2 separate regions of the Homo sapiens genome follow, and region 2 is linked to region 1. Evidence: read pairs that join two places in POLR2A ChIA-PET (ENCODE). Cell type or tissue: GM12878. All regions are shown on one strand.

Region 1 (8,000 bases):
TCCTTTACTGTGGCATACAAAACCCTTCAAGAATTGGCTTCTATCAAACCTATAAATTAACACCAATGACTTCCCACCTAATCTATGGCAATTTCTGTTCATTATTCACCACACACACAGGACTCTTTGGTGCCTCTGAGTCTTTGTGTATGCTATTTCTTCTGCCTAGAATGTTTTTCTTCACCAGGAAAACCCTACTCTCAAGGCCAAGTTCACCATAGCTGCTTTGTGAAACCTTGTTGATCTCCCTAATTTCTTTCTCCTCTGCATTCCCATGGTACTTGCCTTATGTGCTGCATCAGAACCAGTAGTGTGTTAATCTATGATAACTCTTACATTGGTGCTATTGCTCACACCATCCTCTCAGCTCCATTATACTTGCAGTAACTGTGAATTAGACTTCTTTAATCCTCTCAACAGATGCAGAGGCTGTGTCCACAGGTCAGGTCAGATGACTCGCTGCATCCAAGTTGATAATAACAGCATAGGACTTGAATATTGGCCTTCAGATTCATGTGGCCTTTGAAGGGATGGGGCTGCCAGAGCAAGAAAGGACAGAAAGAGGCTGAGAGGCTAAAACTGAGGTCTCCAGTGATACAGTGAGCATATGTGAGACGAGAAAGGGCATTTTCATGAGAATTAGGATAGGCCATGAAGGTAAAAATCAGTACAGTTAAGGCATATAAGTTATACTTGTAAAGTAGAAGGTAGAATGGAATAAAAGGATGAGCACCAAAAAAAGTCAATGAATTCAAGAGAATAAATCCTACCTCTTACCAAGAAGGTCCAATATAGGAGACTAGTTTCTGTGGTCTCTAAAGTAAGAAACATATCCTATTTTTCTTTCATTTTGAGTTCCTAGAATACAGCCTGGCAACAAAAAGAGACTCAATATGTTGAATTAATGAATGAATGAAAGGATGTGTTACTAAGAAACACAATTAGTTTTTAGCTTTCTTACAACTATATCGTTTTAGCCACTTAGCCCTATTAGTCCAAGGTGACTGAACATTCATTTCTTTTGTATTTAATAATTTAGATCCTAAAATACTTTTGGGTTTGCTCAAAGCCCAAACAAAATATTAATTTGTTTGAACCAGTTAACATGTATTTAGGCAGTAAACTAGATTTGGAATGTGTTAGACAAGAGACACCTGCTCTATCTTTTGTAATATTCCTGACATTTAAGACATACACAACACCTGATTTGAAATATAAAAAAAAAAAAAAATCCTCATGCCAAAAAGTCACAGATCCAAAAACCTATACAACATGAAGCTTTGACTTGCCGTGAAGAGGTGGCTCTAATGAAGGTAAGACTAATGGAGCAAAAAAGACACTATTGGAAAACTCAAAGGCCCTTGAAACCATCCCATAGAACCCCAATGGCTGCCCACTTTTTAAGTCGATCCTATTATAGAAAGTCTGTTTTTGGAAGATTGGTCATTAGGCAAATAGGCATTCAGTGAATTTGTTTCCTCAAATTAATTCTTAGAGAACTGACCTTGGGCCATGGCTCTATATTGAGACTAGGCACTGTGTGCGGTTTCAAAGCCTGGCCTGTTGAGGCCATCAGTAATTCTTGACTGACCATGGTCCCAGGATATATATCAGGCAAAATACAGGTCTACATTCAGATACACTGATAAAAAGACAATGTTTGCAATAAGAATTGACTTAAAGAATGTGCCAAGAGGTGCCAATCATGGAAAGGACTAAGGGTCTTGCCCCAATTACTTCTCTCTGTGCCCCTTGTATGTTTTATCTTAGCCAGGGAAGGATGTGGACAGCAATTCCCATTAAAGAACCAGGGCTGGATCTCCCATTTGACAGTTCCCATATGCATTCACTCTGATGGACTTTGCCATCCCCTGACCCAAACCTCATTCATTCATTCAAAAAATATTTATCAAGTGTCTATACTCTGTTATAGGAGCTTGGAGATGCACTGGTGAACAAGACAAGCAAGGTCTGAGTTGTTACTAAGCTTACATTCTAGAAGGAGAAAACAGTAAGAAGGAAATATCAGTACCTAGAGAGGATGAAGCCCATGCAAGTCTTTGCTTCTGTAGTCCACAAGGTGTTTAGTCTTTATTCCATCATCTGGTGACACTAAACAAACACCTGCCATTAAACTAGACCAAACAGCAGACCTATTCAAACTCTCAGCAGTCCCTAGGAGAATTTGATTATAGGAAGTGGACCAGGAAGAATATCTCTATTTGGTCCAATTTCCAAATAGAAATTCGCAGTGTTTGATGAATAATGAATGTGAATAATTAATGCATCTGAGAAAGAAAAATTTCTTACCTGTCAGTTACTTATCTTGGAGATTACACATCCATCACTACTCCCCCGAGGGGCTAGACTCATCTCCATAGAAACTGGGGGCAATCTGAATGTTAATTATGCCTCAATGCCAGTTTTGCTGCTCAGAATGTGACTCACCAGAAGACCTTCTAGGACTTTGTTCTGAAAAGTAGAGAACTTAATTTATCTGACACATTTTTTAAAGCCCCAAATAAAGAAGTATCTTAATAAGCATAAGAAACTATCAAAAGTCTGGCTCTGTGTGTGCGCACATGTAGGAAAGTTACTGTGGTCTGAATGTCTGTGTTTCCCCCCAAATTCATGTGTTGAAACCTAATTCACAATGCAATAGTATTAAGACCTGGGGCTTTTGGGAAGTCATTAGGCCAGGAGGATGGAGTCCTCATGAATGAGATAGGTGCTCTTACAAAAGAGGCTTGAGGGAGATTGTTCACGCCTTCCACCATGTGAGGATGCAGCCAGAAGGCACTATCTGTGAGCCCTCACCAGTACCAAATCTGCTGACACCTTGATTTTGGACTTCCTAACCTCTAGAACTGTGAGCAATAAATTTCTGTTGTTTAAAAATTACTTAGTCTAAAGTATTTTGTTACAGCGCTCAAGCAGACTAAGACAAAAGGATTACACAGAAGCACATGCATCTTTTGGGAAAGAGATTGATGAGAAGAAATTCAGCTTTGATTTATTGGTAACATAAGTGCCAGCACCTAGAGAAATGACTAACATATTGTAGATGTTAACTGCATATTACTGTTATTTTTGAATGTTATGTGGAATGTTATTGAATGAACTACTAATTCTGTGCTGTGAGGATATAACAATTCTCATTTTTATGGCGACATTGTTCAAATGTCCCTTTTATATACATTCTACAAAATATCCTTTTTATATACATGACTTTATTTTTATATACATTATTTTATTTCATTTTATATACATCAAAAATGAGATAATAACATATTATTTGAAATAATAACATAATAATGAAATAGTAACAACCTAAAATACAGCTACAGGCCCACAATACCTTGTTCATAATTTTTTTCTAAAACTCTGAAAACCAAAAGTTCTGGGAAAACTCATGTAATGACAAAGCCTCTTCATAGTCTTTGTCCCATTTACTTGACTATGATACATTTTGATGCAGAAATAGTAACGTGTTTCGTTTTGAAGGGCTTCCCAGGTCTTACTTGGTTTGTTTCAATTTATGCATCATATGCAACATATTACCTTTCTAAAATCTAAAAAATTCTGAATTCCAAAACACATCTATCTGCAAGAATTTTGGTTAGACTCACATTGTCATCCCAATTTTATAATTGGGGTCCTTTGGTTCAGAAAAACTAAGCAATTTACTCAAGATCATGGAGCTTTTTGGTTCATGGATTGAACCAAAGTTCTCTGATGCAAAATCTTTTTTCTTCTACTATACCAGCACTTCAATTAATCTGCAATTGAGCATTGAGATAATTGTCTGTCTTATGAACATAAAAGGGCTAACGTTGGTCAGAGACTGTGCAGATTTAGTCATTGCAGTGGAGGCTGAGGAAGAACAAATTGCACAGGGCCTGGGGATGGGGGTGGGGTAGGGAGGTCTCATGTGGAGAAACCTCTGCTACCTGAAGGAAATGATTTCTAAAACTTAATCTCATTCTCCAGTGCTAAAGTGCGGTACATGAAGTAGGAGCTGACCAATGATCATTCTGTAGACATCTTGTGAATAAATTAGACGTAGATGCGACCTAAGATAGTACTATAATGCCACATCTATTTTTTCTAATCATGGGTTTTTTATTTGAAGTTGAGTGTTACCAGATCTCTTTTGTGGGGAGAGAGTAAGAGACTAAATTATAAGGTTGGCACTTGTATCAGTCAGGAAAATATAGGTTATGCTGTAGTAACAAATAACCCACAAAGCTCTGTGGCTTAAAACAGTAAAGATTTATTTCTTTTTTATGTAACATCCCTATCACAAGAAATTAGGGGAGGCTCCACTCATTGTAGCCACTCTGGGACTTGGGATGACAATGCAGCCACAATCTCACATATGGTTAGCTACACAACAGAAGGAAAGAGAATCAATAGCTTGCCCTGGCTCATTAAGGATCTGCCTGAGAGTGATACATTGTCACTTCCACTCAGTACAGTTCATTAGTCAAAATGAGTAATTGAGCCACACCTAACAGCAAGTGGGCAGGAAATACAAAATTCATGAATACTGAGATTTTCAATAAATTGGTCTGTCCAATAAATATTTCCTTGAGTGTCTGCTAGTGCCCAGCCCTGTTCTATGCACTAGAGATTAAAAATTGTGTTAAATGCCATGAAGAGAAAGAAAGCAGGATAAGGGGAATTGAGTGACAGGGCTGGGGAGGGAGAGGAGAAAACAAGGCCAGGGAAGAATTCTCTAAAGCAGAGACCCAGAAGAAAACAGAAGGAAGAGGCTGGGTAAGGGAGATTCTGCCTTTAAGGCAGAAACAAGACATCATGAACCCAAATCTCAGGAAAATCCAGAATGATTCTCAAAATAGAGACAGAGAGGTGAAACATCAACCAGTATGTACTGGTGGGGCTGAAACAGCCCAGCTCCTTTTCTTCCAGCCTTGTAAGACACGTCCCACTTCCTTCTTTTTCTGACTAAAACAACACATGTGACAGAACACTTCCTTTTTCCCCATGGTTAAGCAGCATGCAAAGGAGCTTTACTTCAGGAGAGAATGGCAATGGGCAATTGTTTGGTAAACAAATGATCCCCCATTTATTGAGCAAAATCTGTATTTCAGGTGTCTTAGTTGTTTTACATACTTTATTTCATTGAGTAGGGTTGTTGTAAAAAGGATAAATTATATAGGATTATTATTACCATTTTATAGATGAAAATATATGAAGAGAGGTAACTAACTTTCTGGGGTGGGGGTGAAACAGATATTTCATGGAAAAGGTAGACTCTGGCTCCCAAGCCTGTGCTCTCAATTACTATGAAACATAGCAAACTGTAGCCTTTTTGAAAGAAAAATTTGAGAAAATCCACATGTTCACCTGAATTGTTTCATAATTTAAAGATAGAATTGCCGCTATCACAGGAAGAAGGAACATTATCTAGACCTCTTTGCTAGATTATTCCTTTTCTGGAATAATAATAATTATTACTATAATTAATAATTATTATTTAGTATTATTCCTCTCCTGGAATAATAATCAGATTGAATTTATTTGCTTCCCATATTAATTATTTTTATTAATATATTTTCCTAGTATTAATTATTACTTAATAAATGTAAATTTTTGAGAGTGAGAATGTTTCAAAATGTGGGATCAATGGTAAAAATCAGATTGAATTTATTTGCTTCCCACCGCTAGAAAGTAAGCTCCACGAGTGTCCACTTTTTTCTCACTTTTATTCTCATGCCTTCCACCATAGAAAAGCACTTTACATACAATTAGTAATTATAAATGAATGGTTAGAATGAATGAATGAATGAATGAGTGAATGAGTGAATGAATGAATAGGATAATTCAGGAAAAGTTCTCTTACTTGAGCAGGAGATCTTAATCTGGGGTACATTAATGGACTTGGGGGTCTCTTTCAATGCCTTGAAATTACATGCAGTTTTGTGGGGAGAAGAGTGTGTTTGTGCATGTCATCAGATTTTCAAAGAAGGCAATAATCCACAAGAGTTAAAACCACTCTGTGTGGCATATTCATACAATGGAATATTATTCAGCTCTAAAAAGAAATAAAGTTCTATACATGCTACAACATGGATGAAGGTTGGAAACATTATGCTAAGGGAAAGAAGTCAGACACAAAAGACCCACATTCTGTATGATTCCACTAATATGAAATGCTCAGAAAAGGAAAATCCATAGACACACAAAGTCAACTGGCGGTTTGCCAGAGGCTAGAGGGGGAGTAGAGGGTAGAATGAGGAGCAATTGCTTAATAGGTATAGGATTTTATTTGGGGTGACGAAAATATTCTGGAACTAGATAGTGGTAATGGTTGCATAACACTGTGACTATATTAATAGCCCTGCATTTTACATCTTAAAATGGTAAGTTTAATGTGAATTTTACCACAAAGTTAATAATAATAAGAAAAAAATTAGTTTATGAATAAAGGAAAGAAGCAGAGTCAAATTATTTCATACATCTAACAGGATGGATGGTGGAATATGAGTCTGAGAAGTTGTCAGTTACAATCTAATATTCTAATAATATTTGGAATGAGAATATTTACAACACTAGGAGTAACAACTTTCATTTGTTTCAGGTTTTGCAGTTTTGAACAACTTTCCAAATGCATTATTTAATTTAACTGTTAGAAAAAAACTTGTGAGATAGCCAGGGTACATACAATTTCCTGATTATCTCTACTTTAAAAATGAGAATGATGAGGCTGAGAGAAGTTAAGTCATTTTCCTAAAGTCACATAGCTACCAAATGGTAAAATGAAACTCTAAACCCAGGTCTGCCTGTGCTTTTGACAATTTGGTTCCTCCAGCTCTTTTCAACCTTCCACATCTTTCCAGAAATCACAAGTGTTCCTGTGGTCGGCCTCCCCACCCAGGTGAGAGAAAATGTCACGTGTCTTCTCTTATGTCTGGAATGACATCATCTCAATGTGGTCACACTGGGTACCTCACTGTTATCAGAACTTCTGACTAGAAATTATAGAAATCTATGGTCAATGAAAATACTAGGAAAAGCTGCGTTTTTCTAATGTTAATTATTACTTAAGCAGTGTTTTTCCTAGTATTAATTTTTACTTAATAAATGTAAATTTTTGAGAGTGAGAATGTTTCAAAATGTGGGATCAATGGTAAAAAAAAAAAAAAAGTTTTTAAAGCTAGTGAATGAAACTACAGATCTTGTCCAACTTCCTCATCTTACCAATGAGAAAAATTGGCACAAAGAGGTTAGTGGCTTATCTGAGATGACACAGAGAGTTAGTGTCAGAGGTAAGAATGAAACTCAAGGCTTTTAAATGCTCAATAAAAGCACAAGGTAGCCAGCCTTCCAACAGAGTACCTCAGAAGAGATCATTTAGTCTGTGTATTTAGCAGTCCAAGAATAAGCTGACGTTTACTGTGAACACAGAAAGAATTAGGGATTCAGTGGTAATAAATGACCTAAATGTTTAAAATTGGCCTCAAATGAATCCATTTTCTACCTCTTGTTGTTTCCACTGTGCTGAAGCACAATGACGTAGTGACTTTATAATTTTAGCCAGGAGTGGCCAATTATCCAGAACTTGCCAGTCCTATTTTGTAAACACAGTTGGTAGCTGGGTGAATAATGCAGGGTTGTAGTGTCATTTTCAGGCACGGAGATACAGCCTTAGAGATCTTCCAGGCTGGGTTTCCCCAACCACAGTCAGCTGACTGCCAGGGAGGAATGTTTACTGCCCTGGGCAGGTGGGCAACTCCACCTTCCTCCTCAGAGAGACACTTTTGCTTGGCTCCCCTCCCCTCTGAGGTAGGGTGGAGGTGTGCAATCAATGTTTCCAAGAAACAGCATTAGCCATCTTGGGGGAGAAATGGGGGAGAATACTCAAAAGAAGACCTGTTAGAACAAAATTAATTTAGCAAAGCTCCTCAGTGTCTGCTTTGAGCTGGAAGGAAGATGTTCAAAATCATGTAAATTAAACCTTCACTCCCCCCATGAAG
Region 2 (8,000 bases), 330 kb before region 1:
GGCCCCACCAACGCACCTGCTTTTGGTTTCAGTCTTTCTCTCTCAGCAGAATCAAAGTTTCCAGGGGAATCCCTCTTGCCTTCAGTGGATCGCCCCTCGAGGCAAGTAGCTTGAGTCACTCACCGCAGCACTGGGATGGTGGCCACAGGGCTGGTTGGCTGGGCCGTCTGGAAGGCGGTTTCCCTCTTCACGTCTGTCTAGAGGTGGTATCGTGCTCTGTGTGTCTCCTCGTGCCACCCACCCTCCCCATTCTCCTCCTAGTTGGATTGTTCTAAGCCACAGCTGTGACCATGCCATTCCCCTAGAGCCCACAGAGTGGCATCCAAACTTCCTAGCAGGGTATTCAGGGAACTTTTCCAGCCCACTGTGGCCACGCTGTGTGTCTTACACAATGGGGATGCCTTTGTTGTTTCCAGAGAACACTAGTCACTTTTGTATCTCTGTGCTTTTGCATAAGCTGTTTCTCTTGTCTAGATTTTTCTTCCCAATCTGGACTGCTTGGAACACTCTCTCCTCATTCTTTTCTTTAAAAAAGTATTTATTTAAAAAAATTGTGGTAAAATTAACGTAACATCAAATTTAACATTTGAATCATTTTTGAGTGTTCAGTCCAGTGGCGTTAAGTACATTCAGATCGCTGTGCAACCTTCACCACTATCCATCCACAGAACTTATCTTTCAAAACTACAGCTCCGTACCCCCTAAGCAATAACCCCCTAGTCCTCCATCCCTCCCCACCCCATGGCAACTACCATTCTACTTTCTGTCTCTATGAATTTGACTACCTTAAGTTACTTGTATGAGTGGAATCTTACAGTATTTATCTTTTTGTAACTTTTTCACTTAGCAAGTCTTAGAAGTTCATCCATGCTGTTGCATGTCAGAACTTCCTTCCTTTTTTAAAGCTTAATAACATTCCATTGAATGTAAATACCACATTTTGTTTATGTATCCATCCATTGATGGACACTCTGGTTGATTCCATCTCTGTTGGCTATTGTGACTTAATTTGTGGCCTAACATATGGTCTATCCTGGAGAATGTCCCATGTGTGCATAAGAAGAATGTGTATTCTGTTGTTGAGTGGAGTGGTCTGCGTATGTCTGTTAGATCTAGTTGTTTTCTTGGGTTGTTCAAGCCCTTTAGTTCCTCACCTGTTTTCTGTCTGGTTGTTCTATCCATTACTGAGAGTGGGATATTGAAGTTTCTGACTGTTATTGTATTATTTCTCCCTTCCATTGTGTCCATTTTGGCTCATGCATTTCAACAGTCTATTATTAGGTTTGTAAATGTTCCTCTTCATTCTTATAGACTCTCTTTGAATGCTGCCTCCTTTGATGCCCCCATCCTTGCCTCCTCCAGCCCTAGTCACTCTCCTCTGTGCTTTCACTGTAACTTGTACACACCTCTGTGTACCACATTCTGCTTTACTGAATAATTTACTGGTTGTCTTTCCAGTGAGTCTCAGAGGACACAGAATTTTGTCTTATATATGCTTGCACCTCTAGAATCTGGCACAGTTTTTGGCTCACAGTAAGTGTCCAGTGAACATTTGTTGAATAGACCTTTGTTATGGAATGCAATTGTGTTACTCATGTTCTTCCTGGGGTAAAAATAATTACAGTTGGAAATCCTCAGCATATCCTTGCCATAAGGATAAGGTAAAAGTGCTTATGGCCTCCAAGGTGCTTGTTCTTCTCCCTCATTTGATCCTTGTCACAACCCTATGAGGAGGTTGGGCAGGGGCTTGCAGATTCATTTTACAGACAAGAAAACTGAGGCTCAGAGAGGCAAGGTATCTTGATAAAGATGAAGATGGTAAGAGGCAGAGCTGGGACTTGAGCCAAGGCTAGTCTGGCTCCTGACCAGAACTCTTTTCTCTGTACCCGCTGCCCTTGTAAGCTCTGTTTGTGACTACCATGGCTGAGATCATGATCTCTGTACATGGGTAAGGTTGAAACTGGGACAAGTGGGAGCTGAGGTCTTTGCACTCTTTTCTTTTGCAGAATTTCAGGTTTGCCTTTGGAGGTGCTATAAGGAGTTCCAAGTGAATATGTGAGAAACACATCACTCTATCCATTGTAGGATGACGAACACTGAGTAACTTGCTCAATATGGCACAGGTAGGAGTTGGGGCTCCAGTCTGAGCTTCCTGGCCCTGAGCATAATGTACTCATCATTTGTTCTGACGTATCCTGGGCTGTCTTGGGATACTTCTGCCCAAGAAGGAGCTTTCCTTATTTTGAATTAAAATCTGCCCGTCGTGTCCACCCTGCCCCCTCCTACCTCTGTCCTCTGGAGCCCCACAGGGTGAATCTGCCCTCTCCACTCCTAACAACCCTCCAGGGATGTGGTGATATTGACAGCATTCCCCTGAGTTTCTTCTCAGGCTGAATGACCCCAGTGCCTTCAAGCTTCTCAGCTGCTTTTCCAGGGACTTGAAGTCCAGGACCCTCCCTATTGGGCCACCTCTTCCAGATGTACTCCCATTTGTCCATCAGCTGAGGCTGAGTGACAGGGAGGCACACACCTCACAGGGTGTTGCTGGGTTGGCAGGCAGAAAGACTGGAGGGGCTCTGATTGTGGCTTCTTTGAATAGATGCGCAACTGGCTGTCAGGAGGAGAGTGGAGGGGCAGGAGGAGGAGGAGAAGGAGGAGGAGTCAGCAGTGAGATGGAACAGAAATTGAGGGGCAGGGTTACCGTGGGCCTGCTTCTCTGGGAGGCTCCTGTTCAGATCAATCCACCTGGCCCTGTGCTGGTCACGGAGTGAGCCACTTGTAGGGAGAGTGTTGGACATTTACAGACCGTTCCCCTTATGTGTTTGGACATGGTGTTTTGCAGAGTCCATATTCTGGCCCTCTAGACTTTGGTTACCTGGAATTCTGTTTATAGCCCTTTTACCTCCTGCTCCAAGGATCTTCTAGAAATGGCCAGCTTTGCCAGCCCCTTGGTTGGTTTTGACAGAGCCAAGGGAAAACAAGAACAAGGAATGGCTAGCGAGGCTCCAGTAGGGCTTTTGGGTTTATTTTCACATAAGCTGATGATAGTAATTGCACTACCTTATAGGATTTTTGAAAGTAAAAAGGTGATGCATAAGTGCTTTGTGTAATGTGGCTCTGTAAAGGGCAGCTGCCCTTGGCCAGGTGCAGGGGCTCATTCCTGTAATCCCAGCACTTTGGGAGGCCAAGCCAGGCAGATCACTTAAGGTCAGGAGTTTGAGACCAACCTGGCCAACATGGTGAAAACCCACATTTATATTGCAAAAATACACACACACACAAAAATTAGCTGGGTGTGGTGGTGCACGCCTGTAATCCCAGCTACTTGGGAGGCTGAGGCATGAGAATAACTTGAACCAGGGAGGTGGAGGTTGCACTGAGTTTGCACCACTGCCCTCCAGCCTGGGTGATGGAACGAGACTCTGTCTCAAAAAAAAAAAAAAAAAAAAAAAAAAAGGCAACTGCTCTTATTTTTCATCCTGCTAGGGGCACCTGGTGGCTCCTAGAGATGTTCTCCTCATGGGACTTTGGGCTTCTGAGTGAGGTGTATCACTCTACGCTTTGAAAGCATTTTGTGGGTTAAGAACTGGATCAGACAGCGGGACTGGATTTCAGCCCTGCTCTAAGTTTTTGTGTGACCTTGGGCAAGCGCTTTCCTCTCTCGGTGCCTCCATTTTCTCTCCTGTGCCATGAGGAGTGTGGGTGAGAAGATCTTTGGGGTTCTTCGGCCCCTGAAGCTGGGGGATCTGGGTCATGGCAGGGTGTTACTTTCTGACGCTTTGACTCTTTCTGTGGGGAAGAGCATCTCCCACAACTTCGCCTGGTGCCAAGTTGGTCTGCTGCTTTTCTAGACAGGCCTCACTAGCCAGCACCTGCTGGAAGTGGGTCTGGAACTGGGAGTTCCAAGGCCAAGACTGCCTGTTCCCCTTTGCCTGAGGACAGGAGCTGGCACTGCTGCCTCCATGCTACATGCCCTGATGACACCCCCAGGAAAGGGACGCTGCCTGGATTGCTCTCAGGTTCTCTCCCTGCCTTCCCCAGGCAGCCTGAGCCCTGCCCTTAAGTCATGGGGAGAGTTCAGCATGTCCTCCTATGGCACGTGGCAAGACGGCAGTAAAACCCAAGCCCTCCTGGAAGGCAGGTGATCCTCACCAACTAGCCAGGCCTGACTCAAAGCCTCGCCTGCCAGCCCTCAAACCAGCTGTCCTCTGAGTTACTACACAGAAATCATTCTGCGAAGAATGGCTCAGGCAGTGGGAAGGGTCCCCTTACCAGCCCAAGCAGTGAGCATGTCCCTGGCTCTGGGGCCAAGGAGAGGAATGCAATATCAGCCTGGCACCAAAATGGCCTGAAAGAACAGCTGACTCTCAGTGGGGAAAGCTGAGACGAGGTCCTAAGTTGAAGGCTGGCCATCAGCCTCAGGACGGGGATTGCTGATGGTCTGACCCAGCGCCAGGGAGAGAGCTGGCTCAGACTTCTGAGGCCTAGCCCCTAATCCCACCCTTCACCAGACTGTGTGTGACCTTCACTCAGCTCCTGTCCCTTCCCTGAGCCTTGGCTTCCCCATCTGGGCTGAATGTGATGGTGTTTAGGGAACAAATTTTATGGTGTCATTACTTAAAATGTGGGAGCTCTATTTCTTCAGCCTTTAATAGAAGTGTTACTGTGAGGGGTACGTGTATTTCATGTAACTATCTGCTGGATTCCACGTCTTCCCTCTTCACCACAGTGCCCCTTCCTCACCGAATCCTAAGCTGAGCTAGTACCTACACCCTCGTTTTCTAGAAGGAAAATTACCTTCATTCTGGATTTTAGGAAATGATATGCTGGACTTTTCAGACTATAGTTGAAAGAGGTTTAGATTAACCAAGGAGATCTTATTTCTTGTTTCAGTTCTACCAGTGGAGTCTTGAGCTCTTGCCCCTCCTTGACTCAGTTTCCCTCAGAAGTATGAGCTGTTTGAGCCAGGTGATCTTGAAACTTCCTCCCAGTTTTGATTCAGGGTTTCTAGTTTTCCCTTGGAAATTTAACTCTGCCACCTCCCCCTGCGCCCCACCCCCAGCCTGTGTCTCACAAATGGGTTAAATGGGAACAATTGAGAAGTGAAACAACTTTGCTATAGACCAGCTCGGAAGGATAATGAAATTCTCAACTTCTGATATGGAAAACTGTTAGAAAAATGCAGCTCCTGCTCCACTTGTGAAAAATAAAAAAGAAAAATGGTGTTTAATGTCATCTGTCACCCACAGTGGTGAATTTTACAAGTGGTCATAAGCACATTCCCCTCCCCCAACACGCAGCAGGGGAGGAGGAGGTGTTGGGTAAGCAGGAGCTTTTGGAAAGTGCGTGTCCCCAAACGAAAGCCAGATATCGGGGCCAGGCCTTGCTGGGGTTACCTTCCCGGTGCAGCCATGATTTATTTCCCGCAGGTCTGGGGACCGTAAGAGGGGATTCCAGAAGCTTCATGTGAGCAGTGAGGACCCAGTATCTTGGGGCTGCCTGCCAGTAAGGCGACCTCGCTCAGTGCCTGTCGACACCGTCTGCTGATTGGGAGCTGGCCGCGGCCGCCCAGGCCCTCGTGGCCTCTGGGTCATGTGAGAGACTTGGCAGGAGCCGGTGCTCACTGAATCCGGTATTCGGGTGGAATCTGTGCCACGGAGCTGTCAGCGTGACGGTGTCAGCAGGTTCACCTGCCTGTGCCAGAGGAAGGGCCACACGCCAGGCAGCCTTCTGGGCCATCCTGTCATCCTGCTCTGCAGCTGACAGAGACACCCACAGTCGCATCACTCAGCCGTTTTGCTGACAGCCCGGATGTGCCTTTGAACAGCCTGCATTTAGGGTGCTGCGGGAGGAACCCTGCACTCCTGCTGCTGATGAGCTGGGCTCTGCACAGCGAGCAGGAAAGAAGGAGGAAGAGCTTTCTGGATGTCAAATCTCACGGGAAGATCCACAGAAAATTTGAGGAGTAAAAAGTAAACCAGTCAGCCGAGACTAGATCAAAGATTCCTCTGTGCCTGACTGCAGACCTGTGGTGACTGAAGAATGCTATCATTCCACAGCAAAAATGGAAAAACACAGCCAGGAGAATCAATCTCATAAACCTAATGTCACTTGAGGAAATGTTCTTTATTTTTAGATAAGGAATATTTTTGCAACTTTTTAATGTTGATTCTTTCTCTCTAGAAAACAATGGTGATGTTAGATGGTAGTTGGTTTTTGAACAGTACCCACTTGACAACCCTATGTACATCCTGTGTAGTTGAAAAAAAGTTTTACTGATTCATAAATTCCAAAAATCTAGGAACCATTGGACTCTCAGAGGACTCATGGAGAGTGACAGGAGAAAGGGCAGAAGGGCAAGGTTAGATGGTGGAAGGCCTTGCTCTAGAAGCTCTGTGATAGCAGGGAACCACACTATGGTAGCCCTGGGTTCTAGCACATGGGTTGGTAAACTTTTTCTACAAAGGGCCTGGTAGTAAATATTTGAGACTTTTGGACTGCACTGCCTTTGTGACAACTATTTTTGCCCTCTTGGCATGAAAACCTCCATAGACAATGATATGTAAATAAATATGTAAATGAAAAAGTGTAACTGAATTCCAATTAAACATTATTTATGTATGTATTTATTTTTGAGGCAGGGTCTCACACTGTCACCCAGGCAGGAGTGCAGTGCTGCCATCACGGCTCATTGCAGCCTCAGCCTCCTGGGCTCAAGTGCTCCTCCTGACTCATTTTCTAATTTTTTTATTTTTAGAGATGAGGTCTCACGATATTGCCCAGGCTGGTCTTGAACTCCTGGGCTCAAGTGATCCTCCCACCTCAGCCTCCTGAAATGCTGGGATTACAGGCATGAGCCACCAGGACTGGCAATAAAACTTTATTTATAAAAACAGGTGGTGGGCCTGATTCGGCCTAGGGGTTGTTGTTGGTTGACACCAGTCTAGCGCAACATCTAGTATCTAGTAGGTGTTCAGTAAGTATTTATTGAATTGATATGAATTGTTTCTAGCAGGCAAAGAGGAGACATTGGAGGTGTGTGAGATAGGATTTTAGAAAGATCGCTGTGGTAGACTGTGTAAGATGGATGGAGGAGGCATGAAACAGAGCCAAGGTGCTGGGTAAGGAGTTGTTACAATAGTCCAGGCTTGGGTGGTGAGGGCTCAGCCTGGAGCAGGGCAGGAGAGAAGAAGTGAAGGTGGGGAAGGGGCTGAGCCTATGTGATAGAGATGCATTTAAAGGAAAAAGGAGAAGCCACTCTGGCTGGAGTTGAAGCCCCATTCCTCAGGCTTTGTTTTCCATGCACCAAACCGTGCTTGAAGAACTCAGAGCCCTATTCTGTGTTAAAAAGACAGGCTCTTTCAAACCAGAATTCTGGCTTTCAAGACTGTTTTTGCCATGGATTTCAATAACTCACAAGTTGATTCTTTGCTTCCTATTTACATTTCAGCTGTGCCAGAGGCACAGAGGCAAGTCCTGAATGTCTTAGCCTCCTGATTTTGTTTTAGTAGGACAAGGACTGTGTGTTTAAAAAAATATGAGAATAAAAGTGTACTTCATACTTAAAAAAATATTTTCCTGGCTGGGCGCGGTGGCTCATGCCTGTAATCCCAGCACTTTGGGAGGCCACGGCAGGCAGATCACAAGGTCAGGAGTTCGAGACCAGCCTGGCCAATATGGTGAAACCGCATCTCTACTAAAAAAAAAAAAAAAAAAAATACAAAAATTAGCTGGGCGTGGTGGCGGGCGCCTGTAGTCCCAGCTACTCTGGAGGCTGAGGCAGGAGAATTGCTTGAACCCAGGAGGCAGAGGTTGCAGTGAGCCGAGATCGCACCACTGCACTCCAGCCTGGGTGACAGTACGAGACTCCATCTCAAAAAATAAATAAATAAATAAAAAATTTCCTGCCATATTTAGTTCTAATAAGAGGCATGAAGGCTTAGAAAGGCTGCTGCTCTTGGCAAAGGCACGATGAGTTGGTTTTGGACATCTGCAGTGAT

Evidence for each region. Peaks named below come from ENCODE experiments on the same cell type or tissue, not always from the same donor. Only the 100,000 strongest peaks of a DNase experiment are listed, where the experiment ranks them.
Region 2: POLR2A ChIA-PET joins it to region 1 with 9 read pairs; 1 of 35 experiments calls an interaction of 5 or more read pairs at or near these places.

What each region holds. Positions count from the first base shown.
Region 1 is chr9:99,586,115-99,594,114 of GRCh38, forward strand. It overlaps LOC101928438 (a long non-coding RNA gene), which reads right to left. Exons shown (of 7, transcript NR_109802.1): 5 at 2,311-2,472; 6 at 771-870; 7 at 1-536. Among named protein-coding and RNA genes, the nearest start is that of NAMA, 210 kb to the left of the region's middle. In GM12878, no CTCF peak of the experiment used is centred here; DNase peaks (open chromatin) are centred at 4,993 and 7,316; H3K27ac peaks cover 289 bases.
Region 2 is chr9:99,253,997-99,261,996 of GRCh38, forward strand. No RefSeq gene overlaps it. Among named protein-coding and RNA genes, the nearest start is that of SEC61B, 36 kb to the left of the region's middle. RefSeq lists enhancers at 1-192, 323-382, 5,892-5,941. In GM12878, a CTCF peak has its summit at 283; a DNase peak (open chromatin) is centred at 45; H3K4me3 peaks cover 268 bases; H3K27ac peaks cover 1,200 bases.